2 separate regions of the Mus musculus genome follow, and region 2 is linked to region 1. A link is a loop called in an ENCODE intact Hi-C map of the cell type or tissue named here. Cell type or tissue: left cerebral cortex. All regions are shown on one strand. Each heading gives the region's core, and the rest is flanking DNA. Links, peaks and the distances in the headings are about the cores only. Region 1 has its middle 85 kb from the start of Slc39a10. Region 2 has its middle 58 kb from the start of Gm39638.

Region 1 (11,666 bases), core at 1,998-9,997:
GTTTCTTTTTGGAGGCATTCAGGACTATGAGTTTTTCTCTTAGAAATGCTTTCATTGTGTCCCATAAGTTTGGATATGTTGTGGCTTCATTTTCATTAAACTCTAAAAAGTCTTTAATTTCTTTCTTTATTCCTTCCTTGACAAAGGTATCATTGAGAAGAGTGTTGTTCAGTTTCCACGTGAATGTTGGCTTTCTATTATTTATGTTGTTATTGAAGATCAGCCTTAGTCCATGGTGATCTGATAGGATGCATGGGACAATTTCAATATTTTTGTATCTGTTGAGGCCTGTTTTTTGACGAATTATGTGGTCCATTTTGGAGAAGGTACCATGAGGTGCTGAGAAGAAGGTATATCCTTTTGTTTTAGGATAAAATGTTCTGTAGATATCTGTTAAAAACATTTGTTTCATAACTTCTGTTAGTTTCACTATGTCCCAGTTTAGTTTATGTTTCCATGATCTGTCCATTGATGATAGTGTGGTGGTGAAGTCTCCCAGTATTATTGTGTGAGGTGCAATGTGTGCTTTGAGCTTTACTAAAGTTTCTTTAATGAATGTGACTGCCCTTGCATTTGGAGCATTGATATTCAGCATTGAGAGTTCCTCTTGGAAGATTTTACCTTTGATGAGTATGAAGTTCTCCTCCTTGTCTTTTTTGATAACTTTGGGTTGGAAGTCGATTTTATTCGATATTAGAATGGCTACTCCAGCTTGTTTCTTCCGACCATTTGCTTGGAAAATTGTTTTCCAGCCTTTCACTCTGAGGTAGTGTCAGTCTTTTTTCCTGAGATGGGTTTCCTGTAAGCAGCAAAATGTTGTGTCCTGTTTGTGTAGCCAGTCTATTAGTCTATGTCTTTTTATTGGGGAATTGAGTCCATTGATATTAAGAGATATTAAGGAAAAGTAATTGTTGCTTCCTATTATTTTTGTTGTTAGAGTTGGCATTCTGTTCTTGTGGCTGTCTTCTTTTAGGTTTGCTGAAGGATTACTTTCTTGGTTTTTCTATGATGTGGTTTCTGTCCTTGTATTTTTTTTCTGTTATTATCCTTTGAAGGGCTTGACTTATGGAAAGATAATATGTGAATTTGGTTTTGTCGTGGAATACTTTGGTTTTTCCATCTATTGTAATTGAAAGTTTGGCTGGGTATAGTAGCCTGGGCTGGCATTTGTGTTCTCTTAGTGTCTGTATAACATCTGTCCAGGCTCTTCTGCCTTTCATAGTCTCTAGTGAAAAATCTGGTGTAATTCTGATAGGCCTGCCTTTATATGTTACTTGACCTTTTTCCCTTACTGCTTTTAATATTCTTTCTTTATTTACTGCATTTGTTGTTCTGATTATTATGTGTCGGGAGGAATTTCTTTTCTGGTCCAGTCTATTTGGAGTTCTGTAGGCTTCTTGTATGTTCATGGGCATCTCTTTCTTTAGGTTTGGGAAGTTTTCTGGTATAATTTTGTTGAAGATATTTGCTAGCCCTTTGAGTTGAAAATCTTCATTCTCATCTACTCCTATTATCCGTAGGTTTGGTCTTCTCATTGTGTTCTGTATTTCCTGGATGTTTTGAGTTAGGATCTTTTTGCATTTTGCACTTTCTTTGATTGTTGTGCCCATGTTCTCTATGGAATCTTCTGGACCTGAGATTCTCTCTTCCATCTCGTGTATTCTGTTGCTGATGCTTGCATCTATGGTTCCAGATTTCTTTCCTAGGGTTTCTATCTGCAGCATTGCCTCACTTTGGGTTTTCTTTATTGTGTCTACTTCCCTTTTTAGGTCTAGTATGGTTTTGTTCAATTCCATCACCTGTTTGGTTGTGTTTTCCTGTTTTTCTTTAAGGACTTCTACCTGTTTGCCTGTGTTTTCCTGTTTTTCTTTAAGGACTTGTAACTCTTTAGCAGTGTTCTCCTGTATTTCTTTAAGTGAGTTATTAAAATCCTTCTTGATGTCCTTCACCATCATCATGAGATATGCTTTTAAATCCAGCTTTTCAGGTGTGTTGGGGTGCCCAGGACTGGCTGAGGTGGGAGTGCTGGGTTCTGATGGTGGTGAGTGGTCTTGGTTTCTGTTAGTAAGATTCTTACGTTTGCCTTTTGCCATCTGGTAATCTCTGGAGTTAGTTGTTATAGTTGTCTCTGGTTAGAGCTTGTTCCTCTCATGATTCTGTTAGCCTCTATCAGCAGACCTGGGAGACTAGCTCTCTCCTGAGTTTCAGTGGTTAGAGCACTCTTTGCAGGCAAGCTCTCCTCTTGAAGAGAAGGTGGATAGATACTGGTGTTTGGACCTGCCTCCTGGTAGAAGATGAAGGCCCGAAACAGGGCTTGTCCCAGAATCTGTGTAGCTTCTGTAGTCCCCACTCTCACCTGTGTAGACTAATCTCGGTGGGATCCCAGAACCAAGATGGCTTCCCCAGATGCTGTGGCAAAGCCCTCCTGGGTGGGGCATACACCTCTCCTCTAAAAGGGAAGGTGCCCAGATGTCTGGAACCCAAAATGGGGTCTGCCTCAGAAGCTCTGTGGCTTTGACCTGTCCCAGAAGCTGTTAGCTTCTGTAGTCCACACTCTCACCTTCGCAGAATAGTCTCGGCAGAATCCGAGAACCAAGATGGCTCCCCCAGATGCTGTCCTCCACTGATCTCTTAAGTCACCTCTCTTTCCTGTGCTGTTATCACTTGAGTTGGGCATATTCTATCTCTTATTCAGTCAAATCTTTCTCTGATTCATCATTTTGTCTGCCTGTCAGTTAGATATCACTTCCAAACATGACTGCTTTCTTCTACAAACTAACCTTGCCTATATTGCTTGGGATTATATGTGTGTACTAAAAGTGTGTCTGAATTCCAGCCAGAGAGATTCCAAGTGTGTCATTCCAGCTGGATCACACAAACCTAGAAGGTGATCCCTTGTCAAAACAGCCATGCTGCTGGATTAAATTCCTCCACAACCAAGGAAAGAACGCTAATAAAAAATGACATGTGAGTGGCAGAAATAATGAAAGAAATGAAAATATATAGGAAGGCACTGACAGTGTGATAGACTAGGAAGCAGCAAGGACTATTGGAATATCAGGATGGCATGTTCAGGCAAAGGCTGAATCTTCAGAGAAATCCAAAGGAAAAAAAAAAAAGATGGGTGAACAATTTTCCAGCCTGGTACTCAGGTCTGTGGGGTGTTCTCAGGCAGTGAAGTGAGGCAAGCAAAGCAGAAGGCAGATAGACAACCTCCTCACCAGCTTTCTGGAAGCATAGATGTTTCCTTGGCATGGGGGTATAACCTGATAATTGAGCATTTCTTCTGATTTTGTCAAGTTGCTGGTGTCTGCACAAATTTCCCCGGGTATGAAATTTTAATATGATAATGAAAATAAGCCAAAAAGTGTATTTTATTATATTTAATTCTTTCAGAATGCAATACCTATACAATGTATTTTGATAATGTCCAACTCCTAAAACTCCCTGACAATTTCTCAGTTACCCCTTAACCCATCTGTAGCAGAAAAAGGCAGGACCTTCTCTATGTAAATGCAGGGGTCCACACAGCTTCAAATGCATCTCTTGCAGGAGGATCTAATTGAGGACTGCCTGAGAGGATTGCTGGTGCAGACAATGCCAGCCAATCAGGAACTGCTGTTTAGAAGAGATGCTTTCTTGGGACCAGTGAGGGCGCAGGTGGAAGGTATTAAAGGAGCTTGCAGCAGTGTACAGGGAGCTTGCTGTGGTGTTTCTCACTTGCTCCCAAAGTCTGTGCCATTGACTCTGCATCATCTCACCCCCAGCCCCCACGGGCAGGTAGGGTCAGGTGGCTAGTAGTTCAGGACACAGACGACACCCATCTCTATCTAATTTCATGTTCTCTTCTTTCTTTAAATAACCCACTATGCACAAGGGCACAGGGCCATCCACTGGAGTGTGGGCAATCTACTAGGTATCACATCCCCAAGGAAAAATTACTCTCCTTCCCCCCAGAAGGCATCAACTACAATAGCTCCTTGACTGGGGATTGAAGTTTGTGGCAGCTCCTCTCCCATTCATGCTGGAATTTTATCTGACTCAATCTTGTGCAGATCATGCAGGTAACCATAGCTGCTATGAGTTCACACTTCAAAGTAAAGTGGTATCCAGAAAGCATCAGACAAGATATCTTGTAGTACTTCCTCCCACACTAAAAATAGTTCCATTCAGAAGTAGTTCTCATATGTTAGAGACTGATAAAATACAAACTACTAGCTTAAATATTTCTTCAAAAAATGGTGTGGCATTGGGTTAGGAGAGATGGCTCAGCAGTTAAGAGCACGTGTTGCTCTTGCATGGTCAATTCCCAACACCTACACAGTCTCTAAAAACCATATGAAACTCAAGTGCCAGGGGATAACAGATGCCATCTTCTGGCCTCTTCAAGCTCTACATGCATAGTAAATGCACATGCAGGCAAACCACCCAGGCACACAAAATAAATAAATATTTGCTGAAGATTGTTTTACATTTTCATAGCAATATGGGCAAACTGACATCACAGCACCACTGACCTGCACTGACTCTGCTTTCATTATTTTGGGGAAAATATTATAGCTTACAATGTACATCTGTATGTTTTATATGCATTTTATTTATTTATTTATTTATTTATTTATTTATTTATTTATGGGAGAGGCATGCACATTCCAAGTCCACATGTGGAAGTCTGAGGACAATTGTGGGAGTTGGTATGCTTCACCACTTTGTGGGTATAGGGGATCAGACTCAGGTAGTCAGAATCAGCAGCAAGCATATGTTTAATTACTCAGTAACCCGCTAACCCCTAAAATATTAATGTTTTGACCTTTGGGTTTTTTCTTTTTTCTTTTTTTTTAAGGTTTGTTTATTATCCATACAGCATTCTGCCTGCATGTTTGTCTGCAGGCCAGAAGAGGGCACTAGATCTTGTTATAGATGGTTGTGAGCCACCATGTGGTTGCTGGGATTTGAACTCAAAACCTCTGGAAGAGCAAACAGTGCTCTTAACCTCTGAGCCATCTCTCCAGTCCTTGACCTTTGTTTTTAATTTTCATTTTGTGTCCATTCTTAGTTACAGAGGCAGTGTTTATTTTCATGTGTCGATCTTGTAATATCCTTAAATCCACTAATTTTTAAAACCTTTGTGTGGATTCTATCTGACTTTGTATATGTAACTATGTCAGCTGCAAAGAATGACAATTCTTCTTTACAAAAGAGAAGAAGAAGAAAAAGAACAGGAAGAAGAGTAGGAAGAAGAAGAGGAGGGAGGAAGAGAAAGAAGTGAAGGGGGAAAAGAGGAGGAAGAAAAAACAAGAGGGAGAAGGAGGAAAAATAGACAGGTTGCTGGATCCAGCACCCAGTTAGGTCCAAGAATTACATGGAACAGTTGGTAATATTGGTCCAAGCTCTCATAGATGATTCACGTCATAAACGGTCCCTCTGCACAACAGACATTTAATAGTCTTATTCCCAGGGATAGTGCTAGTGTAAGATGTTGAACCAGGGGGAGATCCTTAAGTCATTAGGTATGTACCCCTAAAATAACCATGGTACCTTGGTTATTCCTCATTTCTTTCCCATCCCAACCATTACATCAATGGTTGTTTTCACTAAGCACTCTCACCATGAAAAGTACTTCCTCACCACTGCCTCAAAGCAAAAGGGCCAATCATGAGCTAGAATATCAAAAGTTGCAGACTAGAGTAAACTTTTCTCTGTGTAAATTAACTTCCACAGGTATTTTAATTAGTTACACAAAACTAATGATTCCCATAGGTGGAAAACTCCAGGTATAAAATTATGTTATTTTGTTCTTCATCAAGAAGTGATGTCAGGGGTGAGGGATGTCATTTAAAGCACAAGGAGTAGGAAAGTGGCTTGGTGATAGAGTGCTTTCACATATCTGAAAGCTGGAATTTAACCCTCAGCACATACACACACACACACACACACATGCATGCATGCATGCATGTAGACACACACAGATACACACACGCAGAGACAAACAGAGATACACAGACAGAGAGACAGACACACACAGACAAACACACACAGATAGACAAACATACATGTAGACACACAAACAGACACACAGAGATACACAGACAGACAGACACACACACACACAAATTTCTGGTCATGGGGGCAATTACCCACATAGTCTTTTAAAGTAAATTAATAGAATGGTCTACACATCTTTAAGACTATGCAGTTTCAGCCAGTTCAGGTGGGTCAAAGTAAAGATAAGCAATATTTTGCTTCCTCTGTTAAATCTCATTCATCCCAAAACTATCTTGGGAGTTTTAAAACAACACTCAAAAAGTATTAAGTTTATCTCTTATCAAAAAACGTGTTTTCAACTTAGCTAACTTCAACTGAGAAATGATCTGTGACTTAATTTTTCCTTCTGATGCTTGGGATGTACAAGAATCCAAATGAAGATGAAGTTAGTGTTAAAAACCTACTTACTGTTGTTGAACATGACTTCCTTTCTATGATTCATAAGTGCATTTCTGCACAGCATGCGTTCATCGTGACCATGAGTCCTTTTAGCAGCTACTTTTAAATTCCTTTAAAATGAGAAGCCTGAAATAGCTTGTGTAGGATGTATTTACTGGAACAAACTGAAGTACAGGACTTCTCTGTAATTTCAAGCTTGCATAACTTATTCTTTCTCACAAACCTAAGACCTAGTGCATACTAGATAAGTAATTGCTATCCCAAATATACTCTTTAGTATGTAAGTTTTTTTTCCCACAACTATACTTTGGATGTTAATTGTCAAACAAAAAAAGTTTATCAAAGAAAATAATACCTGTTCACTTTTCAAAAGTTAGCAGAGTAATATTTTAAATGTTCATGCTCAAGCTTAAATATTATTGAAATAGGTATTTCATGAGAGAAATAGTCTTTAATAAATTTATGATAGAAATAAAGTTTTATGATTAATATTTACATAGTCATAAGTCTATTCATGTTAATTTGAGGCAGATAAATATTTTAAAATAAAGACACATTTGAGGGTTGAGGGAAGCAGGCCATGTGTAAGGCCTCAATTCAATCCCCATCTCTAAAATCAATTAACTGGTTAAAAAGTTCAGTGTGTAAGATTAAAAAATAAATGTTTTCCCCCCACACTGACAACAGCATACTAGACCAAACCACTCACAGATACTAAGGAGTTACTGTACTACTGAATTACATCCATGGCCCAATAAACACTATCTCATCTCCATCTTCTAGCTTCTAGTCCTGGATTAGAAGATAGAAGTTTTGGTCTCAAGGGTGCTATAGATCCACTGCAGGTGGGTCTTATGCAACTACTTTAGGGTAACAATGAGATTCTGAGTGTCCTGTGTTCCCAGAGTATGATATCTGCCTGAAAACCTAGCTGCTAAATATTTCGCTGTTTTCTCTCTCAAAAAAAAAAAAAAAAAAAAAAATTTTGGCCGGGCTGTGATGGCGCACGCCTTTAATCCCAGCACTTGAGAGGCAGAGGCAGGCGGATTTCTGAGTTCGAGGCCAGCCTGGTCTACAGAGTGAGTTCCTGGACAGCCAGGGCTACACAGAGAAACCCTGTCTCGAAAAAAAAAAAAGTTTATATATACTTGTGGAGTTTTTTAAGTATTAAATAAAAATAGATTGTTGTTGTTGCTGTTCGAACACTCTCTCCACTCTCTCTTCCAACAAATTAACCAGTTACTAACTGTTTGGTACATATAAAATACAAAACTATTTTGTGTATTACAGTCCAGATTTTGCACACTTTCTTTGTTTTACTTGCAATCATGCCAGGCATACTGCTTTTTATCTTGTTGAAAGACATGTCTTTAAGATCTTTTCAAAACTGCAGATGCAAATCTGCCTCAGTCTTCCTTAATTACAAAATATACAGCTGAATGTACAAGTTAGGAAGCTAGTCTCATATTGACAAACACTCAGGTGGTTCTAACACTTGCTAACATTGCTGCAATGGATGTGCACATATAAAGTACTCGTTATTAAGTTGCTGGGTCAAAGTGTGCTCAGATTTGCCATCTTGATACACACTGCCAAAGTGCCCTCAAACACACTGTCAGGTATCATCGCCCCCACATGCCAGAGCTAAAAGCTGCACTAGCAAAGTTTCTTCTATCAACACCTCTTTCTACCTGTGCTTGAGTAAAGGTGCTTGTTTCAAACACACACGCACGAACCTGCTCTGAGAATTCCTTCCCTGGGAGACAGAAACATTTACCTCCTCCTCATGTCCTGAGGACACACACAAACCAAAGTATAATTTCACCAAGTTCACCCTGGAGAGCCAACAAGTTTATTGTGATACAGAGGATGAATTAACGGAGCATGGGTGACCCCAGGAGAACCCCAGGCAATCTTCTCTAGGCATGGACAATGCATAGATGCATAGATCGGGTCCCTTTCAGTTCATCTTCCTAAGTGCTGTAGCACCTCTGGAAACACACTCACAACTAGGGCAAAATTACAAAGCCTGAGGTAAGATGAGGTTCCATGAGCCTTCCCATGCTCTCTTTCTCTGAGGGATGTCAAGTCAACAACCCCGCTCTCTTTTTTTTTCCCCTATGCTTGTTGAAATTAAGATGTAATTTCAAGAGGACCACCACGTGCCACCACATGGTATGATAGAGCAAAAAAACACCTAGAGGCCCTGGTGCCACTAAGATGAGCAAGTAAGTGGTGGAAAGATGGGAGGAAAAAAAAAAAGAAGAAGAAGAAGAAGCAAAACACTGTATGTACCACGATGAGAAACAGAACCAGAAATAAGAAAGTAGTGAGGAACAGCTGGATATGAGTAGTCTGCACTGCCACCTGAGGTTGGGATGAGGTCCTAGTCCCTACTGAAGATGAGGACCGTGTCTGGGTCAATATCCATGGCCCACTGCTGTTATGAGCTGCCACCAGGAGCCGTGTGATGTCCAAGGGCTATGCAGAGCTGGCCCTGCCCCTCACTGGCTACAGCACCCAAAAAAATGGGTCTCACACCTTATCCAGGCAGCAAGTAAAGCTAGTCCCGTTGGCAGGGGTGCAGGTGTCAGAGGACATGAGAGATGGAGAACTGGCCCACCCAGGGCAAAGCAGGAGAGTACACCCTGGTTGTGTGGGTGCAGGAAGGGAGGTGGGCCGACCAACTCAGTTATGATCCAGACACAGATCCAGGACCCTAACATCTACCCCGTCTATGAACTGGTGGAGCATGTGTAAGGACCAGTCCTGCAGAACCAAAGCTGAGGTACCTCTATGATGCAGGGAAGCTATAGGATATCTGAAAGGAGTTCTGATAAGGATCCAGTATTGATAATGCAGCAGAAGTCAGAGGCCTTAAACCAGACCAATGACTTGCTACAATGAACATTTGCAGGAGAAGCTGTTTGGGCAAAAGGAATTGTGGGACACACCATGACACACTATACCTTCCACAGAGAGATGATTTCTTTTTTCTTTTTCTTTTTTATTTATCCACATTTGTTGTTTGGGGAGCATGCTGTGAAGTTCACAAAAAAAGTCAATAAAAAGTTTTTTTTTAAAGGATAATTACTCCTTGCTCAGAGAATGTTTGACAATATTCACCATCCTTCTGTAGAATTCTCCTTTACTTATCAGTATACCAGGATATTCACTGGATGACAATTCTCAAAGGCACTTGTCATATCACGAGAGCTAGTTTAATATATATGTATATATTTAACATATTTGTTTAAGAATATCTACCATATGCAATTTTCCTTTGAGTTTGCTGATAACAGAAATTTTACAACCCTCTTGTATTTCATTTTTTCCTTGGGATATCTATAGTTCCTGCATCTGGATGTTACTATTAATTAACAAAACACATTAAGAACATTGTCTCCTTAATCATAAAACATCCCTTTAAGGAAGGCGTTTTCAGCTGTATTTCAGAGTAATATAGAGTCAGAGCCAGAGTGTTAAGGATGCTCCTTAAGGGTTTACATGAATTAATGGGGTTTTGTTTGCCAGCTCTCTGATTTGAGTTGAGCAAAGTTCACGACAGAGGGTCTCTAAGTTGTCTTCATTAAGAGAAGTCTTGATACTTTTATAAAACTCTAACAAGCAAAATGGGGCAGAGGTCTCCAGAATGAGACGAGAGAGGTTGTAAACTCTTAGTCTCAAAGGATTTTACCTTCTTCCATTAAACAATTACAAGAAGAATCGAAGTTAGGCCACAGATAAGGAGAAAACCACACTGTAGATTAAAGTTTATTAATCTTAAGATTCAGAGGTGGTTTAAAAGAGACAAATAAACTATGAAATTTTATGAGGCATCCTCAAGGCTTAATCACACTGGAATGGAGGGGGAGTAAAATAAAAGCTATGCTGGAATTCATAGGGACTAGTGTAAACATGGAGGCAATTCGGATGGACCTCCTTGGTTCTGTTGCCAAGTGATGTCTGATGTCTGACAACACTGCCAAGTACCAAAGCCCATGTGGCACCACCACTGTGAACTCCAGTGCAGGTGCTTGGAATTCTGACCCAACATAAGGAAGGCTATCTATAGAAAGGTCCAGGTAGCAAAGAGAGACACAAGAACAGCTCTGTGGACTTTTCTTCAGACTTATTGTGTGGCTAGCTACAGATATACAGTGGGTCCCAACCACATCTCATTTCTATCCTTCTCTCATAAAAGCTGAGATTGCATGGATACACAGAGTGTGGGATGAATCTCACACAGACAGGACCCAAGGATTCTCTTCCTGTAGCTCAGAGGCCTTAACAGCAGGCACCATTGCTTCCTCTTGTTATAATTTAAAGCAGAGGGCTGTGGCTTCAATGGGGGTAGTCAGTATGAGGAATAGAGAAAAATTACAAAATTCCATTGTCACTTCAGGCAAGAGTGACTTATGAATAAGTAGCAGAGATCAAATAACAATACATAGACTTTCTAGAAAATATACTAGGGTAGACTTTATTTTCCATTTCAAATACAAGAATAGAAGGAAATCAGGAAAATAATGTGCAAGCAGTCATAAGCTTTAGCTACAAAAACTGATTTGTTTTCTGTAACAACGAAATTTCTTCCATACTAAAAGCAGTGATTTTTGGCTATATACATCATGTTCCTGTATCGCAAGGCTTCTCATTGTTACTATTTCAAGCTGTCCAAAAGTATGAACACTCAAACAGGTGTACTAAAAAGCTGTAGTGTGCTTAACAAAAAGGCTTCTCATGGTAGCATACAATAAGTATCTCTGACATTGGAGAGACACAGTCAAAGTAGAGTCCTTATGTTAAGCACACATACACACACTAAGATGCCTTCAGACAAGGCCAGACATCAGAGGTTCTGTTTCCTGTAAGGCTTGTCATTAGAAAAATGAGACAAATTGTCAGTACTGATGCACATAAATTTTCTTTATCTTCCTTTGATTCCAGTTGTGGGGTGTCACCTAATGATCTCACAGGTTGTCTACTGTGCTCTTGAGAAAATAAAAATGAGCAAAGCCTGCCCCACAGACCCACCCCACCTCCAGCTTATTCATACACATGGGATATCCTGATTTGTTGTTAGACTATAAACTGTTATTCTCTCCAACCCTTAGGTAATTTAGTGTTAATCACAAAAACCTTATTCTTTAAAGTCTTTTTAGATCCTTTATAGTTTTACTGGACCCCAGAGACATTTGCACTAATCTGAATCTGAAGGT
Region 2 (11,666 bases), core at 1,964-9,963, 260 kb before region 1:
CTGTGAAAAGACATCATTGACCATGGCAAGTCTTATAAAGGACAACATTGAATTGGGGCTGCCTTACAGGTTCAGAGGTTCAGTCCTTTATCATCAAGGTGGGAGCATGGCAGCATCTCTATGGAGCAGACAGGGCTGAGAGTTCCATATCTTCATCTGAAGCTTGCTAATGGAAGATTGACTTCCAGGCACCTAGGATGAGGATCTTAAACCCACACCCACAGTGACACATCTACTCCAACAAGGCCATACCTCCTAATAATACTACTCCATGGGTCAAGCATATGCAAACCATCACAAGAGGTTATAAAAAAAAATCCCTTAATGAAATACAGGAAAACACAATCAAACAAGTACAAACTCTTAAAGAAGAAATGAATAAGTTCCTCAAAGAAATACAGGAAAGTACAATCAAAGGTAAAGGAACTGAATAAAATGGCCCAAGACCTTAAAATAGAAAAAGAAACAATAAAGAAACACAAATAGAGGCAGCCCTGATGATTGAAAACCTAGGAAAGAGAACACAAATTACAGACACCAACATCATCAACAGAATAGAAGAGATGGAAGAGAGAATCTCAAGCATAGAAAATACCATAGAAGAAGTTGATACATTGGTCAAAGAAAATGCCAAGTATAAAAAGTTCCTAACTCAAAACATCTAGGAAATTTAAGACACATGGAAAAGAACAAACCTAAAAATAATAGGACTAGAAGAGGATGAAGATTCTCAGCTCAAAAGGCCAGAAAACATCTTCAACAAAGTAAAAGTAAACTTCTCTAATGTAAAGGAAGGATAGTTATAAACATACCACAAGCTTAAACAAATCTAAATAGATTTTACAAGAAGAAAAAAAATCCTTCTGCCATATAATAATCAAAACATTAAATATACAGAACGAAGAAAGAATATTAAAAGCTGTAAGGGAAAAGGCAAGTAACATACAAAGGCAGACCTATCAGAATTACACATGAATTCTTAACAGAGACACTAAAAGCCAGAAGATCCTCCCCCTTGCAGACCCTATGAGACCACAGATGGCGCCCTCATACTACTATACCCAGCAAACCTCTCAATCACCATAGATATAGAAACAAAGATATTTCATGACAAAACCAAATTAAACAATATCTTTCATCTAATCCACCCCTACAGAGCATAATAGAAATAAAACTCCAATACAAAGAGAGTAACTACACCCAGGAAAACACAAGAAATAATCAACTCACAGCAAAACCAAAAGAAGAGAATCACACATACTCAGTAACAACTCCAACATTAAAACAACAGGAACTAACAATTATTGGTCATTAATATCTCTCAACATCAACAGGCTCAATTCACTAATAAAAAGACACAGGCTAGCAGACTGGATATATAAACAAGAGCCATCATTTTGCTGCATACAAGAAACAGTGGGATATGTAGGGGCCACCTCCTGTAGCCAGACAGGACCCCCCACCCAGTGGAAGGACAGGGACATCAACCCACCCACTAAACTTTAGACCCAAAATTTGGCCTGTCTAAAAGAAAGCAGGGATGGAGCAGAGTCTGAAGGAAAGTTCACCCAATAGCTGGCTCAACTTGAAAGCAGTCCAATGGATAAATAGCAATCCCTGACATTATTAATGATACTCTGCTATGCTTGTAGACAGGAGCCTAGCATAAATGTTCTCTGAGTGGCTATACCTAGCATTAGATGTAAACAGAAACAGATACACACAACCAAACATTAGGTGTAGATTGGGGATACCTATGGAAGAATTAGGGGAAAGATTGAAGTCCCACAAGTAGATGGGAACTTCACAGGAAAACCAATAGAGTCAACAAACATGGACCCCTGGGAGCTCTCAAAATCTGAGCCACCAACCAAAGAATATATACAGGCTGGAATGACGCCACTACCCACCAGGCACATACATAGCAGACAGGCAGCCCAGTCTTCATGGCTGCCGTCTCTGGCATCAGTGCGAGAGGATGAGCCTAATCTGGCAGAGATTTGATGTGTCAGGAAGGGAAGTACGATGTGGGGGGTGGGGGGTCCCACCCTCTCAGAGGAGAAGGGGAAGGGGTAGAGACTCAATGAAGGAGGGACTGGAATGGGGGGTTACATTTGGGACCTAAACCCATAGGAAATAGGAAGCTTAAGTGGGAGTGCAAAATTGATAACTTCCCTTTTCTAGTCACCTGGCTTTCTGATGCAGAACTCCCGAGGGAGCTATAATAAGGCTTAGGAACACAGACAGCATCCTTGGCCTGGCTGATGCCCTTTATATTACTTCTGTGAATGAGCTTGCACAGGCTCAGTCTTTGTTGGCCCCTTTCTTGTGGTACTTTACAGTTAGAAACAGCCAGCAAATGCCAGCCTCCTGGATTTGTCTTCCTTCTACTTCCAGTGCAGTAGCAAAGGCCATCCACCATGGAATTACCAGTGGGATTTAATTAGATATTTTGTCACAACTAATAAGAACCAACAACTTTACAACCTTTAATATCCACGTTGTCTTTCAGAGTGGACTAACTCAAGCCGGTGTTTGCTATTTTCAAACTTTCCACAGATAAAACCTTTTTGGGGACCTACGTTTGTACTGTTAATGTACTACTAATGCCTATATTTAGCTATAGATAATGTACAAGGCAAAATGGCATAATGAGAAGACAATCAAACAGAACCTTAATGTGAAAGGAACAGGAAGAGTAGAAAATATGTAAAAATACTTCCCTAAACAGAAGACCAAAATATATATTTATTATATGTGGATATGTAGAGGTACATGTCACTTGTAATGTGGAAAATGCAAGTTAACAAACACTCTTTACTTACTTACTTACTTGGTGAAATTTGTTTCTATCTGACCATCTGGTTATTTTTATACCGTGTTTTCATTACCAAGTACTGATAAACTGAATAACAAGCTCTACTAGTGGGAGTGCTTCTTACAGCACTTTATGCAGAACTATTTTGTTAAAATCTCATAAAACTGAAGATGAGCATACGTAACTACCAGAAAAACAGTCAGCACAGCAGTAAGAAAGGCTGGTGAGGTGTCACAAACACACTTGAAATGAACAGACATTCTCACAAGGAGACAGTCAGACCCTCAAGGCTGGGGATGAAAGGAAAGCTGAAAGCTAGAAACACCTTGCATGAGCTGTCGGTGTGGCTGCCTAGGGAGTTTTTCTATTGCTGTGCACCCTTTCCTTGATCTGTATGACAGCACAGAAGTTAGAAGTAGGGCTTCATTCCTAACTCAGTTACACACCTCAGACATACATACATGTTTTCATGCACACACACACACTCACAGGCAACTTAGATACAGACAGACTATTTTCAGTAAAAGGGAGAACTATAAATAGATCTGTACATCATATATATATATATATATACCCCGGTTTAATCTCCTGTCACCAATAAGAGAGACAGAAGAATGGAAGGGATACAGAGATCCCAGAATCTAAATTCTTTCCTTTTGTTTCATCTTTGAGCACGACTACAAACAAACCCCGTCCAATCCCAATGAATGACCAACAGCCACCAACCCATCTTCTCAGGGCTCTTGCATTTATATACCCTTTGAAAATTCCCAGAATGTCAAATGTCAATTCCAAATGTCAAATGTCAATTACAGAAACTATCTGCAGCTGGCAAAACCATGCCTCTAGTAGAGCAAGTGGCAAATCATTTTCACCTTCTGTGGACAGTCCAAAGCAGCCCCATATCTTGGAAATAAACCTGGGATTAAAACGAAAACATACTTTTATAATATTTCTGTGTTTTTTAAAGAAACCAAAATTCCTGTTACTATAAGCAGGCTCTTGGAGACATCTTTGATGTCTCACAACTCCTTCTATAAAAGGACTGTACACAAAATTAGAAAGCAAGAGAACTCTTCAGTATGAAGTAACCCAGGGGAAAGAACAAGAACCAAGGAAGAGAGGAAGGAAGAAAGCTGTGCAGGAATTAGGCAGGAAAGGCCATCATAGTGAAATAGTGACATTCACTTGATAAGCTCTGAAGGATGTACAACTTCAATAGACTCACAAGTGTTGGTGCTTTGTAGCTGTAAATCCACAGAGAAACTTCAAACATCTATCCATAGAACAAATAATGAGTCAATTATGGCATAGAATTTCACTGTAATACTGTGAAACACTTTTGATTGAAAATTACTACATTTAAAACTATGCATAGAGGGCTGGTGTGATGTCTCAGCAGGTAAGGCACCTGACACCAACTCTGATGAACTGAGTTCCATCCTTAGAGTCTACATGGTAGAAGGAGAAAATCAGTGCCCACATTTTCCTCTCTCTCTCTCTCTCTCTCTCTCTCTCTCTCTCTCTCTCTCACACACACACATACACACACACACACACACACACGTGCATACACACCCTCGATGATAAGGTGTAATAAAACCATTTAAAAATTAAATATATGCATTTCAAAAATAAAAATGAAAACTTACTTGGATTCCCAGTATATAAATCAAATAAATTTTAAGTGTATACATTATTGATGTTTATATATGATAAAATATGAAAAGAGTGAAGATGATATCGAAATAGTAAGCGATTTTAGAAAGGATGAAAAAGCAACAAGCACACTTATGTTTTGCTGGGTTGAAGCAAGGTTTAGCAGTGTAGCTAAAGCTGGTATAAACCTTAGCATCCTCCTGCCTAAGCTTCCCGGGGGTTGAACTGAAGGTATTGCCTTAGGTATGGGCCACGCAATGTGGCTTCTCAAACATTTATAATAAAGCCCAGGCCTCCTGATTGCTAATTAATAAGATCATGCTTTAAAAGGGAATCTTCACTAAGCTAAACTCAAAATCAGATCATACGATTAGACCTAAACCCAACTTTACACAACATTATACATGTCCTTCCTTAAATAACTCTAACTTCTCATAGCATGACTGTCAGGAAGTTGCAGGGATGTGTTCACAGTAAACGCTTGGAGAAAAGGAAGCTCTCAAAAAAATAATAATAATAAAAAGGAAAAAAAACAACAACAGTGAAAACATCAATTACAGTCATAAGCAAAAAGGCAAATCTTCACACTAGATTTTTAAAAATCAAAATTAGAACAACTTTTTCTTTTGTTTTCATACCGATTTATGTACCTCAGTTTAATCTAAATTAATTTACCTAATTTTATTCCAAGATTAAATAAATTAAATGTGCCCACATAGGTCCACATATTTTTCATTTATTTACAAAATAATGTGCACATAGATACATAAATATGTGCAGAGACATACATGGAGTATACCAACATCTGTCTTGAGAGGAACTGGCTGGCCAAAGAGATTAACAAAAGATCCATTCTGAAGTGATGAAAGCAACTTTATTCACAAGGGACAGGCCCAAAATACTGCATGGCATAATTGCACATCTGCCTTAGCATTTGCACATTCCAAGGGAAATAGACATCTGACAGCAGCAGGCCTCAGGCATGGACCTTAGTCCTGATCACCTGTTGTGCTGCAGATTTACTGACTGATGGGTTTATAAGCACACAAGACTGGGAGTTCCCTACAAGAATGTAGCATTTAAAAATCCTCATATGACATTCTGGGCTAGAAGTCAGTCTAAGCAGGCACACAATTTCTTTGTTGTTGAATTGTGGGGAGCCGCCCTCACATTCGCCGTTGCAAGATGGCGCTGACATCCTGTGTTCTAAGTGGTAAACAAATAATCTGTGCATGTGCCAAGGGTAATTCTCCACTCCATGTGCTCTGCCTTCCCCGTGACGACAACTCGGCCGATGGGCTGCAGCCAATCAGGGAGTGACACGTCCTAGGCGGAGGATAATTCTCCTTAAAAGGGATGGGGTTTCGCCATTCTCTCTCTTGCTCTCTTGCGCTCTAGCGCTCTGGCTCCTAAAGATGTAAGCAATAGAGCTCTCTTGCTCTCTTGCTCTCTGGCTCCTGAAGATGTAAGCAATAAAGCTTTGCCGCAGAAGATTCCGGCTTGTTGCGTTCTTCCTGGCCGGTCGCGAGAACGCGTGTAAGATTGAATCCTTTTTGAAAGAAGGCAGGATGATATGGATAGAGAAGATGGGAGGAATTCAGAGCCCTGCTTCATCCCTCCAGCCAACAATGGTTGCCTGAAAGTCACTACTAGGGACACTGGGGAGCCACAGTAAAGAAGACCTGCTTGTAGGCCTCACTAAACCAGAAGCACAAGAATGTGAATCTGGACACAGATATACGCTTAGGTAGGTTAAGATTTTCCATAGACTTGAATTACCCTAGTTTAATAAGGAAAGCTTCTATCATGGCCAACCTCAAGATCAGATTTCCCTCCCATAATGCAGGTACCAGGTAGGGCTAGGTCATTAGAATGGCATTGTACATGGTATCAGATTCTCAGCAACACAATTCTTGTTACTAGGAAAGGCTTCTTCCTTCCCTTCAACTGGGAGAACTTGGGTAACCTTGGTGAAAGAAGCCCAGGACTAAGGTCCTAATAATACCAATGTTTTCCTTGATTATTTCCACTGAAGCAGACTTATCAACAGAACTGTCAGCAAGCACTAACTGTTTGGTTCTTTGGGTTTTCTTCCATTGCAGGATAAAAATCCATATTAGCACCCAAATGCCCAGAACGTCAGAAATGTACAAGGAATTACTCTTCTTATAACATGACATAATAAACTGTATGGAGACAACTGTAGGCAGAAGACAAACATCTTCAAAGAACATTGCATACTCCCTCTCTGCAATAAAAAAAAAATTTCTGGATGAAAAAGAACACGATTCTGATTGACTCTTTGCATCTCTGCCTTGAAATAAAGATTCCAACTTCTCCTGAATCTGAATTTAACAAAATTAACACTGGCAGGGCTTGGTGAGTCAGTCTCAGTGGGGAAAGGTCCCGACTGCTGCAGAGGCGTAAACAGCAAGCTGGTGTTTGGATGAAGACCTAGAAAAGAACACCAGAGTGGGTGGTTAGTGGAAACAGATGCTCTGTGCTATAGAGGAGTAATGATCAGACAGTATTTTTAGTTTCTCTTTAACTGTATTGGGGAAAGAAAATCCATTGTTAGTCTTCTCTCATTTAAAGAGTTACAAAGTTGCAGTCAGTGAATGTGCTTGTGTATGACTGTGGATACGATGATGTCTTAGTTTCCTTCTTGCTGTGATAAAATATCCTGATAAAAGACAACATGTGGGAAAGACATTTGGCTCACAGTTTAAAGGGAAGTCATTGCACCGTCACTTGAGACCTCTGCTCACATTGAATCCACAATCAGGAAGCCCAGATTTATGAATGGTAGAGTTCAGATTGCTTTCTCCTTTTATTCAGTCCAGGGCATCCTTTGGACAGTCATGCCACCACACCACACTAAGGGTGAGCCGTCCCACCTCAATTACCCTTATCCAAACACTCAGCATGAGAACTGAAACTTCGTAGTCCAACTCCATGAACTCTTCTCGGCTTCCCTTGATCCATTAATGTATGCTGAACTTAAAATCACCTTCCCATTGTTTCAGATATTTAACATGGCTTACCTTACCTGTCTTTATGTTTTAAACTCAGCACTTTACTAAATATATCAGAATGCAAAAAGGATACATATGTCTCTCCATGGTTTCAGGGAAATGTGGGAAAAGCAGGGGCCTTGTGCTCAGACTTCTTTATCTGTTAGAATGTGGAGAATGAAAATAACAATAAAGAACTAAAGCTCCTCTCTAAGCTTTGTCTGTGATGGCCTGTCTGTTTTTAAATCAATATCCTTTGAACTTCTGAGAATTAACACAGTAGAGAAAATAAAAATAATGCATGCCCTCACAGACATGCCAAAGGCTTTTCTTGTTAGTGATCCTATATCCTGTCTAGTTGGCAATTAACCTTCATAGGTGGCATACTTGTAACTTACACTGATATACAAGTGTAGTTTGTTTAAATACTGAGCCATTTCACTATCCACCTCAATGTGGAGCAGCTTATTCAGGTTTCAAATATTAATAGACTGTTTTTTATTAAATTTATAATTTTAATTTTTCTATTGTTTACTGTTAATTTAGTAACAGTGGTCACTAGTTTTAATGTATAGGATTACAGAATTTTGGAGATATAAAATAGCTTAAAACTTATCTAGTCTGTGTCTACTTTTACTGTGTAAGTCCAAGGCAAGTGTGAATAAGAAGTCTTTGACAACTCATCCAGTGAGTCAGATGAAACAGGGCAAGAATCAGGTTTCTTAAATTCTTCTCCACTGCAAGACCCTCTGCAGGAAAAATAAACTGACTTAAGCGCAATATAAAAGCCAATTTTTTTCCTTTGGGGAAAAAATTAACATTTCTGGCAAAGTGCTTAAGCAAATTTCTTATAGAGTTTAATTAAATCCTGTTATGGGACACTCCTTCCTACACAGCTGTCAGTCGAGAGTGAGCTTTAACATGATTTTTTCATTTATATATGACTTAGCAGATCCAAAATTCTATCTCAAGGACATTTTAAATTCCCAGTATCAAGTTCAAACCCCATAACACTAAGGGAGAGTGTTGAGAAATATAATCTAGGTTCCATCGTCGAAAAACTTTTAAGAGGTCCTGTGTCTAGGTAAGGGGCACAATGAGCAGCCCAGCCTAGAGGTGAGTGCTGTTGCCCAGCACTGACTACCCAAACAATCACATGCAGCAATAATGAGTCTTAGCTCTGGCTTTGAGAGGCTTTCTTCTGTACACAGATTAACTTTTTCTGAGTTAACATTTTTGTGATCTCCCAAGGTTAAAATGATCTGCTTAGATAATTGTAAAAACAAAACTATTAAAGAACAACCAAAAAAAAAATCATCGTTTAAAGTCTTTAGAGTTACAGTAGAGAAATCTAAGATAATATTGATACTTGGAATAAATAAAATCACAACTAATGATCTACTGTGAGAAAAGCAGTCTTTGATTAACACCAAAGAAATTGTTTAATAAGCACTTTCTGCTTGTTCCACAGTTATGCAAGCACTCGCTGGCTCTTCATTACACAATTATTGGAGTGATAATGCCTTTATGAGCACTAATCACTTCCTCTGGCCTCTTCCCACCCAAAGCTGTATCTCTAATTGAGTTTGCCCAGGAAGTACATTATACAGTTGTCCATCACAGGTTGACAGACCAATTTTCAGACTTCCTAAGCAGCTAGTCAGCAGACTACAGTATCTGGCAGAGAATTCTAGACATTGGAAGCACATGCATTATTAAAAATCTTGTTTTTTCTTTCTGTTGGGTTTGCTATTTTCTCAACTGGTCCCCCTGCATTCATCATCTTACAAGGTGAAGCACATGCTTCAGGTCTATAAAAGTAGCCAAAATAAATGTTATTAACATAGAATGGAGGGCTGTTTGTTGAATTTACAACAACTATTCTGCTCTAATTGACCACTTTATAGACATTAACTTAGTCTTCACAAAAAATTATAAAACAGTGTTCTATTTCACATTGATGTCAACAGAAACCCCATGAGGTTGAGTAACATGGAAGACTGGCCAGAAGGTGCCAGTCAAGATTCTCACTATTTGAAAATTAATATGGTAATCCTATTTTCTCTGTTGTTATTAATCTATTAACAGAGAAGAGACATGAAACCAATGAAGATATTTTTATTGAGTTGGGAAGGAAAGAAAATTTCCTTAGTGAAGAGACTTTATAGTAGTTGCACAAGTCTATACTCCCACCAGCAATGAAGGCATATTCCCCTTGCTCCACATTTTCACCAGCATAAGCTGTCACTCAAGTTTTTGTTTAGTCATTCTGACCAATGTGAGATCATCATCTCAGCTGATGACTAAGGATATTGAATATTTCCTTAAGTGCTTCTCGGTCATTAGAAATTCACCTATTAAGAATTCTCGGTTTAAATCTATACCTCCTGTTTAAATTGGCTTATGGGTGATCCACTTGAATTTAAGTTTTGTGCAGGGATAGATATCGATATATTTGTATTCTTTTACATGCTGACACCCAGTTAGACCATCACAATTTGTTGAAGATGTTTTCTTTTTCCCACTGTATACTTTTGGCTTCTTTGTCAAAAATCAAGTGTCCATAACTATGTGGATTTACTTCTGGTTCTTCAATGTGATTCCATTGATTACCCTATCTGTTTTTATGATAGTATAATGCAGATTTTATTACTATTGCTCTATGTGTAGTAGAGCTTGAAATAAGAGGCAGTGATGACTTCGGAAGTTCTCTTATTGTACATGATTGTTTTAACTAATTTGTGTTTTTTTGGTTCTCCATATTAAGTATTTTTTTTCAAAGTCTGTAAAAAAAATCACATTGGAATTTTAATGGGAATTGCCTTATGTAACACATGTGCAGCTGAGTCTTCATGTGTGATTCCTAAAGCAGAAGTCTGGAATGTTTGACTATATTGCCTGCCTTTGGATTCCTTTCCCGTAACCTAGCTGCCTTCTCTATCCTCAGTAGAAGAGGATGTACCTAGTTTTACTTGATATTCCAAAGCTGGTTGATATCCAGTGTAAGCCTTCCCTTTTCTGAGAAGAAAGGGAGGAGGTGGAGGTGAGGAAAGAAGGTAAGAGGGATGGAGTGAAAAGAGAGGAGGGCAAGGAAGCTTTAATTGGAGTGTAAAGTAAATAACTTAATTGACAGAGAGAGAGAGAGAGAGAGAATGAGAGAGAAAGGGAGACTATAGCCAGACAGAGCATGGTGAACATAGCTCTGGCAGGCCTTGCCCTTCTCTCCCACTCCATCCACCTTGCTAAAACCCATTAGAATACACTCCTGAAGCTCACTCCCAAAGTCCATTCTCTTCTTTAACTAATTCCTCCTTCTGAGGCTGACTACAATGGTCCAGCTCTTGAAATATTGAAGTACAGCTATCAAAAGTGCCCGTTAGTTGTAATTAACATGCCCAATCAAAATTAATCACCTCATCCTAAGGACTTCCACTTTACCATCATAAAAAAACACTTGCACATGGGACTGTTTGTCCTCCCCATCCAGAGACAGTCCTTTGTCATCATCCTCCCTCCACCCCACACACACAAATGTACTTCCCTCCTCTCCCTTGTCCCTTGTCTCCTTTGTTCTCTTCCTCTAGCTCCTGTCTTTGTCCCTTATTCTTGTCTCTGTTCTTCTGGGGCAGATAAAGCTTCGTTTTGTTTTGTTTTGTTTTGTTTTGTTTTGTTTTGTTTTGTTTTTTTGAGACAGGGTTTCTCTGTGTAGCCTTGGCTGACCTGGAACTCACTCTGTAGACCAGGCTGGCCTCGAACTCAGAGATCCATCTGCCTCTGCCTCCCAAGTACTGGGATTAAAGGCATGCACCACCATGCCCGACAAATCTTTGTGCTGAAAACTTGATATTGAGGTGTCTTGAGCTGACTTTGAGGTCCCTACAATTTGTGAAAAGAAGACAATCATGAGATCTTCTGCTAGTTACCTTTCTTGAGAGAATAAAGTACACATGTGTTGCCTATAAATGATGTTTTATAGACCAGGTCCCAAAAAGTACTTATATCTAAAATTTATATTTTCTAAAAGCCTCTCTAAACTCTATCAGAAATATGCCAATTTTGTCATTAATGGATAAGAGATTTAAATCAATACTTTACTGGAGAACTTACATAGGTAACAAATAAGCAAATATGCCCAGCATGGCTGGTCTTTGGAGGAATGCTAATGTGAGATATGA

The links. Peaks named below come from ENCODE experiments on the same cell type or tissue, not always from the same donor. Only the 100,000 strongest peaks of a DNase experiment are listed, where the experiment ranks them.
Region 2: a loop joins it to region 1, with 14 times the contacts of the local background. A loop is called at or near these places in 2 of 42 quality-filtered maps.

What each region holds. Positions count from the first base shown.
Region 1 is chr1:46,932,728-46,944,393 of GRCm38, reverse strand. No RefSeq gene overlaps it. Among named protein-coding and RNA genes, the nearest start is that of Slc39a10, 85 kb to the right of the region's middle. In left cerebral cortex, for the core only: a CTCF peak has its summit at 4,889 (motif pointing right); a DNase peak (open chromatin) is centred at 6,515; H3K27ac peaks cover 5,017 bases.
Region 2 is chr1:47,188,466-47,200,131 of GRCm38, reverse strand. No RefSeq gene overlaps it. Among named protein-coding and RNA genes, the nearest start is that of Gm39638, 58 kb to the left of the region's middle. In left cerebral cortex, for the core only: no CTCF peak of the experiment used is centred there; DNase peaks (open chromatin) are centred at 3,904 and 6,905; H3K27ac peaks cover 1,854 bases.